Linked DNA regions of Mus musculus: region 2 is linked to region 1. The links are chromatin loops, found by intact Hi-C in ENCODE. Cell type or tissue: heart. All regions are shown on one strand. Links, peaks and the distances in the headings refer to the core of each region. The heading gives the core; the rest is flanking DNA.

Region 1 (8,287 bases), core at 1,496-6,495:
GAGGGGCTTATGCACAGCCCACACTGGCCAGTGCTCCCTCCTGGCTCGCTCCTTCTAAGCTTTTTGGGTTATACCCCGAAGAAGAGCATCAATGACTAAGCTAGCCTGTTGCCACTCCAATTTCCGAGGTGGCCAAGGCCATGGACTGAAGAACAGAAAATCTTAGAAAGCCAGGGAACAATTTTCAATTTTACGAGAGGCCAGAATACTGCCTACAACTTAGGACAAGCCAATGCGTAAGTAGAGTGAGCTGCGGCCTAAATATGCCCAGCCCGCCCACCAGGAGAGCACCCACCTAGGAACGTGGGAGAAAGATTTTCTCCCTCGTGCTCATGCCTTAGGATACTCTAAGGGAGGTCACCATTCTAGGGCTGAATGCCCATTACAACCAGAGCTGCATCTGCCATCACTAACATACTCTCAGAGAAACACAAGACAGCTCCCCCAGGCCTGGTTTTTTTTTTTTTTTCCTTCCATTTTTGTCAAATAGTACAAGGAAAAGATCTGAAACATTATTTTTCATGTTCACAACTGGTAAAAGATGTGGTCTAAGTAAAGAGTATTAAATAAGTGGAGTTCTAGTGTGCTCACTGGCCCAGTTCTCATATTCTGATAGACAGTCTCTCACCAGGCGGGCACGCTGTCACACAACTGTAATCCCAGCAACGAGGAAGCTAACACAGGAGGGCCCTTAGGTCAAGGCACCCGAATTCAATCAAATCCGGGGATGTGCACTTGGAGAAGCGCATGATGTTGAATTCACTGCTCTAACTTTATTCTGGCTGGTGGAGAGGACAGAGCCCAGTGTAAGGCCAAACTAGATTACATGCTCAGGACTGCACTGTGGTATGTGAAACCGAGAGGAGAAATCTGGGAGAAAGAGTCCTCAGACTAAGTATCAGAGTCAGTGGCCCAAGCTTCCAGCTTTTCCCAAGCCTCATACATGAAACACAAGTTCCCTGTGGCCCTTCTAAAAAAAAAAAAAAAAAAAAAAAATCAAGCATCTGAGCCAGGCAGGTGGCAATAGCCACCTTTAATCCCAGCATTCCTGAGGCAGAGGCAGGCAGCAAGGACCAAAGCCCTGAGAGGACTTCTGGCATGACCCAGCCAGGGAATAACAGACTTGAGCCAGAGCTCAGGTCTTCAGGTCACCAGGCCACTTCACTTTCTAGTGCACCAACTTTTCTGTGTGAACCGCCATGGCTGTGTGCTGGCAACCCACCAGACTGAGAAGCAGTTCTGGTTTCTAGATGGCAGATACCCGAGCCAGAGGGCTACAATTTCACCCCAGTGCCTCCAGAGCTCTTGAATAAATTCAAGCTAATCTCAGCAGCTCCCCATCCATCGAGGTAACTCAGTACCACTTTAATTCAGTACCGCTCGTGGTAAAGATGGCGGTACAGCTAAGGCAGTGGCGTCAGGCTGGTGACAGCCTGTAGCCAATGCAGATGATGAGAAGGCTCATAAGCTGGGGGATCCCAGTGAGAATGGAGTGACCTGCAGCTATAGGTCAAACCTAAAGATGTCTGACAAGAGAAATCCTTTTCTACTGTTCAGGGTCGCGAACAGACACGTCCAACAAGCCAATGTTCACCCAGGTTCTTGTCTATGCCCTAGAGAATACTTATGAAGTCAGAGTGTGCAGCTGTTTAAAAATAATTTTTCTTAGAAATTAAAAATAAACAGCTTTTTGCTATACTCCATGGGTTCTGGACTACAGTACAGAAAGGCCAGATACCTAAGACTTCCTTGGCTCGTGAATTAAAAGGCTTTAGGTTCTGGGTTCAATGGTCTTCTCCTGGAGGCATTTCTTCTTGCTGGGATTACAGGAGGTCACCCACTACAAACTCAGTTAGAAGAGATCCCTCTGAGATTCTTCACCATATCTCTGTCCCAGAGACCAAGGAGTAGCCACACTTTTACTTCTATGACCAAGAGGGTCTGCGGATGGACAAGGACCGCACAGAGAAGTTGGTGAGGTTAGAAGAGGGTGGGCAAAAGGTGGGCAGCAGGCAAGGAAGGCAACCACCAAGATCAGGGGCATTTAGCTGTGCCCATTTTCTGAACGTTTAAGTTACATAAAACCTACAATAATGTGAGCAGAAAGGTAAGGAAGCTGGTGTAGGCTTTCATGAACCACTACTGTGGGGCACGATGGGTCCCAGGGAAGGAGTGATTGACAAGCACTACTTTCTGGGTCAGGCCTACAATGTGTGTGCTGAGGATGCTCATGAGAGGGCATTTGCAGTTAGGCCTTGGTTAGCAGAGGGATGACTGTGTAAAGAGAGCTCTGGGAAGTTCTGGCTTCAAGTCCACTCTCCCCTTCCCTCCTTCCCCTTCTCTAAATGTGCATACGTAAATTAAATATCTTAATAGTTTCATCTAAGACAGCTCAACCCTGATGTTAAACAACAGAGTGGATCGTGTTACATGTTTACAATGCTATCTGGCCAGGAGCAGTAAGCCTGGGATAAATACTAAGACCACGCCACCGAATGTCTCCTGTTTCAGAAGCTGCCAACCATGCAGCAAATGGATAGCCTCCATCTTCCTCTCACTCGGGGAACTCGCTTTAGACGGAAGTAGGTGCGAGTATCCAAACCTCTGAGTACCGGGTGAAAAGGAACAAACTACCAGAGTCTGCGTCCCTGTCCGTCGTCCCCCACCCCCACCCCCGCCGCCGCTCGCCCAGTGTCCTCCAGGACTTTCTATTTCAGTCTGTAAAAGATCAGCTCTGGGTATTTAGCCTTCAGTCACACCATGATTACAGCTGTAAGAGGGAAAATTACCCTCTTTGCTCCAGGAGGAGAGATCCCACAGTTGTCTCTGACAATGGGAAATCTTTTGGGTGAATGGGGGTGGGGGGAGCTGGAATGTCAACAACCCAACAGCGCAGTGGTCAGATCAACTGTGCCCTTTTGGTCATCAGACTCTGTGTCAGGGCTGCGGTGCCACTCCAACAGAACCGTTCCCAGCAAGCCACAGAGCTCACTGACCACCACGGTGGCCTTCCATTTTTAACATCAACCAACAATAAAGGAGCAGCAGCCCTCCATCTTGGTTGCTCCCAGGAGGAGCCGCACCACGGGACATCTCCAGGTTGTGTGAGCGCTCACTCATCACTCAGCTCGTTGACCCAATAGCACTTTCCGTGTACATGTGCACAAAGACCTAAGATGAAGCTAATTATCTGAGGTAAGGGTAAGATTTTTGGTGCTGGGAAGATGGCTCAGTGGTTAAGAGCACTGACTGTTCTTCCAGGTCCTGAGTTCAATTCCCAGCAACCACAACAACCATCTGTAATGGGATCCGATGCCCTCTTCTGGTGTGTCTGAAGACAGTTACAGTGTACTCATATACAATATATACATATATACATATACATACATATATATGTGTGTGTGTGTGTGTGTGTGTGTGTGTGTGTGTGTGTGTGTGTTAAAAAGAGTAAGTTTAAAACTAAAACAGCTTCTTTTGGTAATCCACTCAGGACCTCTAGCAGATTTTAATCATTTTGAATTTCACATAATCATTCGCTGACTTAATTTTTTTTTCTTTTAGGAAAACATGGTATTTAAGAGCCCTATTATTCCTCCACAGATAGAGCTCCTGATAAAGTTGCCCGTGTGCCTTGTTCTGAATTGTCTGTCAGTCACCCACAGACTGCTTCCCAGCCACCTCGTAGGTCTCAGAGCCTGTCAGCTACCCCCACCTTACATTTATTAAACCGAAAAATCGCCTGTGGGAAAGACTGAAGCATGGCTGACGGAAGCACAGGTTATGCTACAAGTAAGACTAATAACTAAGGCAGCGTTCTAAAGCAACCACAGCAAAAATGTTAAATAGTAAGCTGGTAGCTGCTCTTACTGACGAGCCTTGGTGGTAATTACCGAATTTTACTCATTAGGTAATTGGCAGAGCTCCGGAACACAAAGGGCAGGAGATAAAACTCCACATCTGTGCGGTGGCCCCGCCCTCGCACTGCCGGCAGAGAGGGTGACGTCACCCTGTCTGAGCAAGCCGCTCCAGCGCAGAGCCTGCAGGATGCTGCTCCACTGCAGGGAGGCAGTGCTAGCGAGGTGTGTGTGGTGGGGGTGGGGTGGCCGTGTAAAGCTCACGCCAGTGTCACAGGAAGGAAGTGTTTTAATGGATCGGAATCTTCTGTGAATGCATTTAATTATGGAAGAATGTTAGAGAACAAAGGTTACATTTTCACCAGAATGCTTACTAAGATATAAAAAAATGCAAGCACAATCAACTGATGCTTATGTCATTTTTTACAAAATTATATGACCCCAGATTGGACACGAGGATGAATCACATGCACCGGGAATGTAGATGTGTCCACAAACCACCACATGGAAATAACGACAAAGCGGATTCTAATGTTTAGTAATAACCACCTGATTGGCTAACTCATCCTGTCTTATTAGTGACAGCCTATAACAGCACACAGTTAAGAAGAGCACAAGCTTTACTGACTCAAGGAAACGTCAACATATAGCTCTGGCTTTTCATTTCTTACCCACAAAGTATACAGGACAAGCTGAACTGCCAAAGGATGAAAGGCTTGTTAAGAGTATTACAAATGCCTTAAACGAACGAAGAAATCAGTAGACTTTGTTGATGTTTTAACTATGCATTAATGGTACATTGGAAGTTAATTCATAATATATAATAGGCCAGTTGTCCAAAGGCATTATATTGTATAACGGCTATTATTATATAGTGGTTATTATTATAAAAGGGGTTCCAGCTTCTTCTAGTTTCATAAAATAAAAAGGAAATATGGCCAAGGGCACCCTTAATCTTCTGATCCCAGACCAACAAAGAAGCAAACAGAGAAATTGCATTTCTCTGACTAAGTGATTCAAAATAAATCACATGGGCAACCTGTCCCCCCCCCCCCCATCTCCCTGTGCCTCTGTCTGTCTGTCTGTCTCTTTCTCTGTGTCTCTCTGTGTGCATGTGTGCTATAAAGCCTGACAGCAGACGCCACCCTAATTACATATGTGCCTCTCACTTATGCATACATGCACACATGGTTCAGTAAAGCCAACCTGATCCACAGACTGCTTTGCAGAAGAGCCCGGGGAATTGACCCAGAGCGATAAAACTCGATCCCTGAGCTATGTGAATGGATACCAGCCCAACCAAGATTGATTGTTAAGAGAAATCCTGATCCATTATCACATCAAGCATTTCATTCATTTAAATAGCCTCGCCTGGCTCCCCTTGCCTTCCACCCCACCGTGGAATTCCCGCAGGTGGCCTTGCTGTATCTGCAGCCTCCTAATCAGTGGTCAGTAGTCCTTCTGACCCCACCACTCGCCTTGAAATCGGCTTCTAGCTCACACCTCCTTCTACTGCTCTCCATAAGTTTTCCACGATGCCCCTCTGTGGCTTCTTGATGCCTTCCCGTAAGACACACACTCCCTGACATGACATAATCCTTCAGATGTGACATCTGCCTCCTGTGCAGCCTCGCTCGCTTGCCAATACTTATTCTCTCCCCAGGCGAAAATGAAAGAATCCCAACCAGACAGACGCTCAACTTCTGACCCTTTGAACTCCTACACGCATCACCAAAAACCCACTCCCATCATTCCTGTTCCCAGAAATACGTGTGCACACTGCACACACTGGGAACCCTAATACTGGATACATAACCCACTCAGCGCCTGTAGCACTCAAGCCTTTGCCACATCCTGGAAATGACCTAAATACTGGTCACAGTCACTGGGCACTGTGTCCCACCGTATGGGGAGCACGGCAGAAAACCCCAAGCAGCCATTTAACCCTAGGAAAACAACACCCTTTGCAGCTGGCAAACCTCACCACCAGTCTACAACTGGGCTCCTGAGTACAGTTCACAAAAACACAGAACTAACCATATTCTAAAGTTGCCAACCTGCTCACAATGGCCAGGCACTAAAAGTGACTGGTTCTCTTGCTGTCTCGTGTACTTAACGACGAGTCCTTCATTTGTAGTTTAAGATAGGAAAAGGTTTTACTTTGGGGTTGTTGCAATGTAATTAAAACATTATTTTCTGCCCTAATCACTGTTGGTCTCACCTCTGATGAAGGAAGGAAGGGTGGAGCATACGAAGGGAGAATGCTTAGGAGGAGGCTCATTTCTGCACTTTCACTGCAGAGAGGGGGGGGGGGGGAGCAGGAGCAGGAAGTGTGCAGGCATCAGAGGCCTGCTTCTCTGCAGTTAGCAGGGTTCACCCAAAAACAGTTGCAAGGAAATGCTTTAGTCATGAGACTTTGTGACCAGCCTGGGCTTGAGGGAACGAAGCTACGTCAACTCCACACAACTCCAGACAGAACTTCTTTGTTTTACATGTCAGCACATATGTGTCCCAAGTCCCCGAGTCCCAGAGGGCTCAAGTGGAACAGCTGACAGAACGAATCTCGGGGTTTCTGCCATATGTTTTCTGCAACAGGAACGGAACACAACTTAAACTTCTGTGAGTGCGAGGTGTGGCCAACAGGCTTGCTTCGGTCGTGTCCGCCTGCCTGTTGGTGACCATTACTAGGAAAGACAGGAAACAAATAAGGAGAACCAAGGCTTCTGAGACTTCAGATGCCACGGGACAAAGGACTTGATCCCAGCAATGAGCACCGGTTTGGATTTAAGCTCCAAATCTTATTACCTTACACATTAGTAAATCTTACGGATTATTATAGTTGATCGCCACACCAGTGTCCCTGACCCCTACGTTGGCTCCTGCCCACTTCTTTTGCTTGCTTGTAGTTCGAGACAGGGTCTCTCTTTGTAGGTCTGGCTATCCTCGAACCACCAACAAGACTTCTAGCTTCTCTAACATGTAAACTGTCAATTCAGCCCCTGTGACCTGGGTTGTGGCTGGGGACTTCCTTCCTGCAGGGGACTTCCCCGGGCTTCAGGGGCCCTGCCTATCTTGTCAGCCTCTGCTTTTACTACTCAAGGCTGAGAGTCTTAATAAGTAATCAATTAATTTGAGTGGCCACGAGTTACATCTAAACAATACTTAAATCATTATCTTGTTTATACATAAACCAAAGTTGCTAAATATTCAGCAAAATTAGGATATTGTAGGTCTGTCTGTTACAAATACACTCCAGTAAGTCACGGACCCTTAAATGTGTCAATGAGGTAAAGGCTTCATGGATTTAATTCCAACATGAAACTCACTAGAAGGGCGTATCTTTAATGAGATCCAAGAATGTGGCAGAACTTTGTAGTAGCCAGTTCCCCGATGGAGCCTCGAGCTGTTTGGTTCACTTGGCGCTCGTGTTCAGACAGAACTTTTACACACACTGATCTGCTAAGCCCTGGGGATTCCCCAACCTGCACAGTCCCTGTTTGAAGACGCTTATCGTCGAATAGAGAACAAAACATGCACGAGAGCAGAGAACAGCCTCGACTCCACTCCCAGGCGGGTCCGTCTGACAGGTGCGCATCTGGGCACGCGCTGCTGTTACTGATCTGAGGTGGGGAGGCTGTGATTAGCTGGACAATCTTAACTACCACCCGTTCCCACCCAAGCACTGCATCGTCGCTGGCATGGAAATAAACCCCAGACGACCAAGGCAAGACCCGGAACATGGAGGCCCAAGACACAGCTGACATTGTCCTTCCGTGCTTCAGCCACCCTACTTGCCTTGACAGTTCTGTCCCTGTTTTCTTAGTGTGCGCTGCAGTTCATCTGTGCTGAGGGACCAGTCACAATCAAGGTGGGCCATCCAGGTAATTTCTGGTGGGGGGGGGGGGGGTGGTGGGGCGTGGCAGGGGATGTGGAATCGTGTAAGAAACCTAGGGAGGACAACTCATGCTTCATAACTTGTTTGATTTTAGGTTGAATTCTAAACAGTCAAGTCTGACATTTTCTTCCAGGTCCTTCTATGTGGTGGAAGATGTGACTGCTGAAGAAACACTAGCCCTGACGCGATCCTACAGGCTAATGGCTTCCTGTCCAAGAAACAGGACCAGCATAACTTTGCTCATGGGTAATGAACCTGTCCAGCTGCCTCAAGATTATAGCTTTATCCCAATGTGGGCGGCATACGGCCTTGAAAGCTAAAGCCATTAATTTACTCAACACTTAACCAGGCCTGGTGCCCTGCCCTACGCCCATTTCAGAGCAGGGAAAATCACATCAGACAGGCCTGGGTGACTTCCTTTCCTGCTGGATCCTGGTAAGAGGGTAAGACACTACAGAGTATGGCGGCTGAGGAAAACCTGCTCAAGTTAACAAGAGAGAGAACACCATTTCCCTTCTCTATCCACCACCTCAACCCA
Region 2 (8,287 bases), core at 2,017-7,016, 78 kb after region 1:
ATGCTTAAACTAACACAAGGATTCTCAGGACCAAAGAATAGTTTTTATTGTTAAATGGGTTTAATTTTTGTAATTAATTAAGAAGAAGTATGGAATGAGTTCTCTAACACCCTGTAAAGAAGTTGTCAGGGTTTTACTTGGGGGAATCTAACAACTGTCAGGACTTTCTCTCATTCAGGGGCACCAAGCCTGCTGAGGAAACCCCAGGCAGGGGAGCTGACAGGCTGCCCAGGAGCAGGCAGGGACAGTGGCCAATAACCCTCTAGCCCCCTTCTTCGGCAGTGAAAGGCCTGTTTTAGCCTGCTCCCTCTGCAGTCCCGTGTGGGAGGCGGGGGCACAAAGACCCCCTTGGCTCAGCTCTTAGGAAGAAGCTTAGGAAGCCGGCCAGGCCTCGAGTGCTGACAAATCCTGATTCAGGACTCAAGTCACACTTAGCTCACTGCACACAAAACAAGCAGTCCAGCCACTCCGGGAGCTGGGCAAAGGGAGCGTGGAATGTGCTGGAGGTCCTTTCAGACAGCACACTCCTGGCAGAGCCTCTGACTCAGCATCATGTCTCAGACCCACTCTTCGTCAACTGTCCACACCATTATGTGTCCGGGACTGAATCAAGGCAGATGATAAGTCACAGAAAACTACCCCTGAGTCATCAATATCTGAGTGTGACTCTCTCCACCTCTGCAGTCAGTAAGGCAGCCATCCATCTCGACTTGACAGAACAATTCCAGTTTAAGCCTACTTTTCCAGAATAATTAGCAGCAACACCCCGTTTCATTCTCAGAAGCATCTCTGTTTGGACAGTACATCCCATGATCAGCTTAATAATCAGGAGCAAATATCAGTGCCAGACAGCAACACCTGTCACCTTTCCAACACCCAGCAGCACGGATCTTTCTAACCACTCCACATATGGAGGCAGGGGGCAGTCTCAGCACAAGGCCAGCACACAGGACTAACAACCTGACCTCAGCAATCATCAGGTCAGCAAACCGGAACGTCATTCATTTTCTTCTCCTTTCCAGTCTTCATTCTCCGGCTGAAAACCATCACCTAGGAATGACCTCCCCTTTGATCTGAGCCCTTCCTGTGTGGTCCTCACGTCTCATATCCGACTCCACGGCTTTTGTTTGGCAAACCTAAAGCAGTAAGGCCGAATGAACCCTTGCCTGAGGTGCGGCACTGTGAGGGAGAATGGCTTTTTTCTTTTCTTAAGTGGGAAAAGAATTATTCCATGAACTTGGAAAATCATTTAGCAGTGTGGCTGTCAAATAGACAAAAGGGGGCTAAAAAGGATGGCTTAATTTTAGGTAGACTGCTGCTGCAAAAGTACGAGGACCTTAGCTCATGTACATTACGTATTTATACAAACGGTCACATCACATACACATACACACACACACACACACACACACACACACACACGGCCACTCACCCATGCAGACACAGTGATTTATAATACTAAATAAAATGAGATAGAAAAGTCAGACCATGTTGACAAAGGCAGATTAGAAACTGAGCCAAGTTGTTACAGTGGAATTTAGAAACTTGTTTGTTTCTGTAATTGTGGGCCGGCCGATGGGTATTTCAGACAAGTCTCAGGGTTGCATGAGTATGCTCCGCAGCCCCTTCAAGCAGACAAGCTCTCAGCAACTAATAGGAAGAGATCCTCCTAAAGCAGCAGCCGGGAGAGAAGCTGGCTCTCGATTCCCAGCAGGAGATGGGAGTGAGTGGCCTTTGCTCAGCCCCCCTGGAGTGCAAAGCCATTAGTCAGGCAGCCCGTTAGAGCCCCTTCCAGGACACACACCTGCTTTTACTTTTCTTCTTCCTTTTTCAGTTTCCCACCTGGTGCTCTCCCAGGCTATAGGACAGAGGCTCCAGCACGGGACCACTCAGACCTCATGTGGACAGATGTTTCAGGTCAGATGACAGCAGACGTGTAGAAACACCAGGCACTAGGGGCTGTGTTGGACACTTTCCCTAAAGAAGGGATTTCCTCCTGGCATGGCCATACAAGGTCCCATGCAAGAGAAGGCAGAGGCAGGTAGATATCTATGTATTTAGATCTGGCCATCTGGCTTATGAGAGTGCCTGGCCAGCCAGAGCTACAGGGTGAGACTGTCTCAAAAACCAAGGGATTTTCCATAGTATCTGCTCAACTTCCAATCACTACAAAAAATGTTAAATGTGTCCTTTGAATTTTGAAGGCACTGAGCATGTGAAATATAAGCCACTGAAAGAAAAGAATTACCTAATTGTGCAAGATTATTTACAAAAGTATTTTTTTTCAAACACTGAATTGGAATATTAATTATTAATCTGTTTTCAACACAAGTACCAGAATAATGCGAGCACCCAGGCATATGACCTGGCTATCTCTGCTGCTCTAAACAGACCCTTACAAACACTAAACTTAAGCTCTGCTGTTTCCTTTCTAACATGAACATATGTAACATCAATTCTGTCAAGTGTATAAAATCTTCAATGGCAGGGACAGGGAGACATTCCACTGGTAAAAGGGCCTGCTGTGCAAACAGATAACTGGCATTTGAAACACGCCCTCTCCACACACACACTTTAATGACCCATAGAAGCTAAACCCAATTTTTCAAATAGCTCTGCTCAATAAAAATTTTTTTAAAAAAGAAATAAAATGTTTGATTCTCATTTGCTTGGAAACGTGTAAAGGTTAGTCTTGAAAAGTTCGATGTTTCTAAATTTTAAAGTCTGTAAATCACAGACAGGGACTTTTAATTCCCATTTTGTAGTGAATTCACTTTGGTTTTTTGGAGTGGGGGATGGGAGGGTTTTTGCACTGCTGGAGACTGAATCCAGGGCTTCCTGCATGCCAAGTACAAGTCTACCACTAAGCTGTATTCTTAGCCCATGAAGTATTTGTAAATGAAAATCATGCTTGATTCTTGTTCCCAAATCCTTTATCTGTGATCTTCAGAAGTCAATATTTCTGACCCAAAGACCCTGATGTGACATCTTGTGAACTGAGCACAATGTTTTTCTACCATAAGGGGTGACTCTTCAACCAGGACTGTAGTCTACACATCCTATATATTTTTATAACTCTAAAATATTTGGCTGAGTCATAATAAATAGACTTTCAATATACTAAACCAGAGGTGGGCTACATTATTACTTATAGGCATATCCAAACAATCATGTAATTATCTACATGATAAAACAGACTATTTAAAATGCTCAGCTAGGTAACAGTGGGCATTGGCCTGAGTCTTCTACATCCTCAACTTCAGAAACACAGGATTATAACTTGAACAGCTGAGCTCATATGCCAAGTTACATCTAGAATCTCAACCTCCAGAGAATGTAGAATTTATCCAAAAGGCAAACAAAAAAGGGACCTACTCTAAGATGTTGAAAGACAAAGTATGGAATACAGAAAAGGGCAGAGTTCTAGGTAAAAGGTGGAAAACCAGGAAGAAAATGGAAACCTCCTCCTATACAATAGTTGATCCTCATAACCATTGAGAAAAGGCTGTGATATCATCCTAGAGCGCAGTCTGACAGGATCTGCATCCAGCTAGACTCAGTGCAATAAAACTGAGATCATTTCTCAGAATACTGAGCAAGTACCAAACAGAGAACGTTAAAGAGGGGCCCAATTACATCTTCAAAAATAATCAGAAGATTTTAAAGCGATGTAATGTTTCATTAGTGAAATAAAAAGCTCTGTTAGTTTATTAAGTGCTACATTTCTCAAGTAACAAACGAGCTTAGGTTCTGAGATGTGCGACAGCTAGCATAGTTTGGAAAATACCATGATACCCACGGATGGCTAGTCAGAGACGCTACTGAAAGTTCTGTGTCAGCTAGGCAGTTGAAAGGCTGGATTCCATTAGAAATTCGTAAAATACAGGTATACTTCCTTCTCTGTCCTTCATAATGGAAGCACCTACTCCAGATGCTGCATCTGTTTGAATGCTTAGTTCTCATGACAAGGACAGCTCTGACTCTGAGTGTCACTTTATTATCCAACTTAGTCATCACCTGCTGGCTAGCTCCTCTCCCACATCTGCCTCCCAAGAACCTGGAGATACAGGTGTGCCGCTTCCTTCTGCTCTGTGACTGCTCCCTTCAGAATGAACAGGCTCTTTTTTAAGGACAAGTTCTTAACAGGAGGACCCTAAGCTCTGTTGAATCTGCATCCAAGTGTGCTGTCGCCTAACCGATCTAAACAGCCAGCATTCTGAGAGAGTTCAGAGCTGTTCATCCATCTTTTATTACCACAAAGTATGCTAAAGGTGACTGGTGCAAAGTAGACCTTCACAGACAAACAGGAAAAGGAAACAAGGTTGAGCAGCTATTTATGGGCCTGCCAGCCCCTCCCCTCACAGCCTTCCTCTATGGGAGAGGGAGGCAATGTTGCCAGCTCCCTCCGGGATTAGCTAAATTCCCAGTTTCACTGCAGTAACCAAGAATCTATTAAGTCAGGTGCCAAAAGTTTAGGAACTACTGTGCACGAACTCAACTTGGGAACTAATAACCCACCTCCACCAGTTTTGTTTTGTTTTGTTTGTGTTGTTGTTGTTGTTCTTTTTCGAGACAGGGTTTCTCTGTGTAGCCCTGGCTGTCCTGGAACTCACTCTGTAGACCAGGCTGGCCTCAAACTCAGAAATCTGCCTGCCTCTGCCTCCCAAGTGCTGGGATTTAAAGGTGTGTGCCACCACTGCCCGGCACTTTACTGTATTTTAACAGCACAACCAAGACACACAAATGTCAGGGCCTCTCCTTAAACCCACCAGCCCTGGAGAACAAGTCAGACACAGGCAATTCTGACTTATATGTGGAACCAAACAAAGCCTCACAACTTCTAGGTCGGTTGATAATAAGCACACAGGAAGCCAGAGTGAAATATGAGTATCAATGGGTGATGTTGGAGCATTACCTGTCATCCTCCAATACAATGATTCTCCTAACAGCCTTCAAGAGACATGATTTTTCCTTCTAATGGTGATTTTTATTAGTGAATAACTAGCTGAAAATATCACCAAGCTAAGGGTCTAAGGTAACTAGGGAGGAGTGTGTGTGTGTGTGTGTGTGTGTGTGTGTGTGTGTGTGTTCCTTGCAAAGTTTGGATATAGCCTGGAAGCTCTTCGAGAGGCTCACTGCACCCCACAATGCAGGCTCCAGTGACTCTCCATCCCACCTACATCTCCACAGATCCTATGGAGATCAGCTCTTCTGGAGTCCACTCTTGGTCCCTGCAGAAGTATCACGAGTGCAACGCCTGCCTCAATTCTGTACACTGATATGATCTGCAAATCCATACTTGCTCTCACAAGATGTATCTAGCCTCTAGAAGGAAATCTTACCACTCCTGCTGCCCTGCTCTGAGTTCCAGCAGCCTAACTGAACCCAATGGCCTTTAAAGAGGCTTTGCTAGTGGGAACGCAGTGCGCAGTCACAACACTGACACTGTGACTCCCCTTACTGCAACCACAAGCGGGTTTTGGGTTTTGCCTGGCTGTGTTGTAGCTTAATCAGCCATTGTTAAGTGCCCCACTCCATTAATCCAGTTCTGCAATAGAAAGGGCTTCATTTTGCATACTGGTCAACTGCCACTTGAGGGTGACTGTCACTCAGAAGACAGGAGCCTTTGTGTCCAAGACAACAGGGTCCCTGTCACTGGGTATGACAGTGAATTTAGTGACTTTGTAATTTAGCTCAGTTTAAAGCAGGAAGCTAGATTTGTCCTGGCAGTGCTACTTCTGAGTTTTTCATTTCATACTGTTTTAATCTTTTTTAAAAAATGTTTGGGTGCTACTTGGTTACACATTTATTCAAAACCTAATGGTGGCCCCTTGTTTTCTCTCTCCTACCCCCTCCTCATCTCACTCCCGAATCTTTTAATGAGAGAAGCTCAGGTCTAAAAATTGCCCAAGCAATAGCAACAGAGGCAACACCAACAAGCTTTCCTTGTAATGTTACTGATCACTTTATAATAGCAGTATTTTGTTGTTTTTTTTAACAACACTGTGGTAATTTGCTATGTATATAATTTTTGCTAAATACAAACTGGTTATTGGATGTCCTCTTCTGGCCTCCACAGGCACCAGACATGTATGTGATACACAAACATTTGTGTAGGCAAACCACTCATATACATAAAAAATAACTAAAAATTTAAAATATAGTTTTCTACCTACACACATACACACAATAAGGCATTTTATTTCAAGGGCCGAAAACCAACTTTACTAGATGTCTTTGTTTTATTGATTATTTAGCACATACTCTGTGCTCACTAGGTGCCTTAAATAAATGATCATCAAAGACTTTAATCAGTAACTAAATCAAAGGATAATGGTGCAAAGTTAAAGAAGAAAATCAAAATAACTGGAAACTTGCATGCAAAACCCAAAGCGTCTCCTCATAATCTACGCGAATGGACGCGGACGCGAGCGAAGCCGGATATTCTCTATGATAAACACTGCAACGCACCAGTGTTCTCAACTTCTCCACATCTCATATGAAACAGAACAAAACAAAAGCCTTCCAGGGCGTGTTGCAAAGACAGAAAGTCCATCTGTCTGTCTAACATCTGGAATACTCACTCCTAGCCTACAAGTGAGCTCCACAGATCGTCCCTAAGGTACCTAAGTGCCCCAGTCTCGCCGTCCAGTTCAGAAGCACTGTCTATTTTCTGTTACATCCCTGAAGCCCTGATTCTCAAAACAGCTTCCTGCTTTGTGAACACTGTCCACCTTCAGCTCTGAATAATAAACCCTTCCTTAAGTGCTTTAATTACCAGAGCCTAGTCTTCATTTCTGCATTACTATACTACCCAAATATCACCAACTTACAGATATTTTCAAGTTAATTCTAAAATGCCATAGCTTTCAAGTCGGGTGTGGTGGCGCACACCTTTAATCCCAGCACTTGGGAAGCTGAGGTAGGCAGATTTCTGGGTTCGAGGCCAGCCTGGTCTACAAAGTGAGTTCCAGGACAGGCAGGGCTAAACAGAGAAACCCTGTCTTGAAAAACCAAAAAAAAAAAAAAGCCATAGCTTTCAAAGTTCCAAAGGTAGATTTGAATCTACTAGTAGGTGGTCTTTCTAATAAATTAGTAAATAAGTAAATAAATAAAGTCAGGATAAATCCAATAAAAGAAATTACAATTACACTTGGAAACCTTTTCCTTACCTACTACTGCTTGGAATTACAACAAACCAGTTACACTGCATTCCACCACGTGTTTTATGAGACTAAGGCGAACACTCCAGCGTAATAAAAAGAATGTCAAAGGCTTGATAATTGCCCACAAGAGAAACCAATGTATAGAATTTATAAGACAAGGCAACTTTCTTTTCTAAGACTCAGTGGCAAAGTCACAAGCCAACCCAAGGTTCTCACGTTTCAAACACACTATTCATTGAGTCACTGTGAGTAAAATCTGGACTCCATGGGGAAAAGACACAGATAGACTCACTGAAAGGGAAAGAGGTCTTAAAAAAACAACTCTTGAGCAGTTAAAAAAAAAAAATCAGCAGGAAGAAGGTTACAGTACAAGTACCAGCTAGTTTTCCGTCAGCCTGATATGAGCTAGAGTCACTGGGGAAGATGAAACCTCAACTGAGAAAGGACCCCCACCAGGCTGGTCGTGGGCAAGCCTGAGGCAGCATTTTCTTGACTAATGACAGATGTGGGAGTGCTGACTATGGGCAGTGCCGCCCCTGGGCAGGTGGTCCTGGGTGCTGTAAGAAAGCAGGATGAGCAACCCATGGAGAACAAGCCAGTAAGCAATGCCCCTCTATGGCCTCCACATCAGCTCCTGCCTCCAGATTTATGCTTTGAGTTTCTGCCCTGACTTCCTTTTGGGATGGACTGTGACCAAGATGTGGTAAGCTGAAATGAACCCTTTCCATCCTTAGCTGCATTTGTTCAAGGTGTCTTATCACAGAAACAGAAAATTAAGCTAGTGTAAAAATAAAAATGGGGGAATTTTCATCAAAAAGGAGAAACAAACAAATTAGGCAGACACAATGCCCTGAGATTATCATAGAAGAGGGGAACACAAGCAAGCCCAGGTATCTAAAGCTCTCTCCAATTCAGCCCAAAGCAAAGGCCAGGAAAGTTAATCCATACATTCATCTCAAATAACACAGCTAAATGGCAAAGATCAAACAGCAGTGGTGGCGTTCTACTCTGAGGAGATCTCTGGGGACACGGGCTGCAGAGCACGCATGCCAGCGGGGCGGCCTTCGGGCCTTGGGGGCTGAGCATCATTCAAGGATGGGAAGCTGTGGAGCGCTCCCTCT

The links. Peaks named below come from ENCODE experiments on the same cell type or tissue, not always from the same donor. Only the 100,000 strongest peaks of a DNase experiment are listed, where the experiment ranks them.
Region 2: it touches region 1 in a loop (3-fold over the local background); 5 of 42 quality-filtered maps call a loop at or near these places.

The regions. Positions count from the first base shown.
Region 1 is chr15:27,919,779-27,928,065 of GRCm38, forward strand. All of the region lies in intron 1 of Trio (triple functional domain (PTPRF interacting)), which reads right to left. Among named protein-coding and RNA genes, the nearest start is that of Gm29975, 71 kb to the right of the region's middle. In heart, for the core only: a CTCF peak has its summit at 4,058; DNase peaks (open chromatin) are centred at 4,013 and 6,333; H3K4me3 peaks cover 1,553 bases; H3K27ac peaks cover 2,371 bases.
Region 2 is chr15:27,997,167-28,005,453 of GRCm38, forward strand. All of the region lies in intron 1 of Trio (triple functional domain (PTPRF interacting)), which reads right to left. Among named protein-coding and RNA genes, the nearest start is that of Gm29975, 6.2 kb to the left of the region's middle. In heart, for the core only: no CTCF peak of the experiment used is centred there; a DNase peak (open chromatin) is centred at 4,365; H3K27ac peaks cover 362 bases.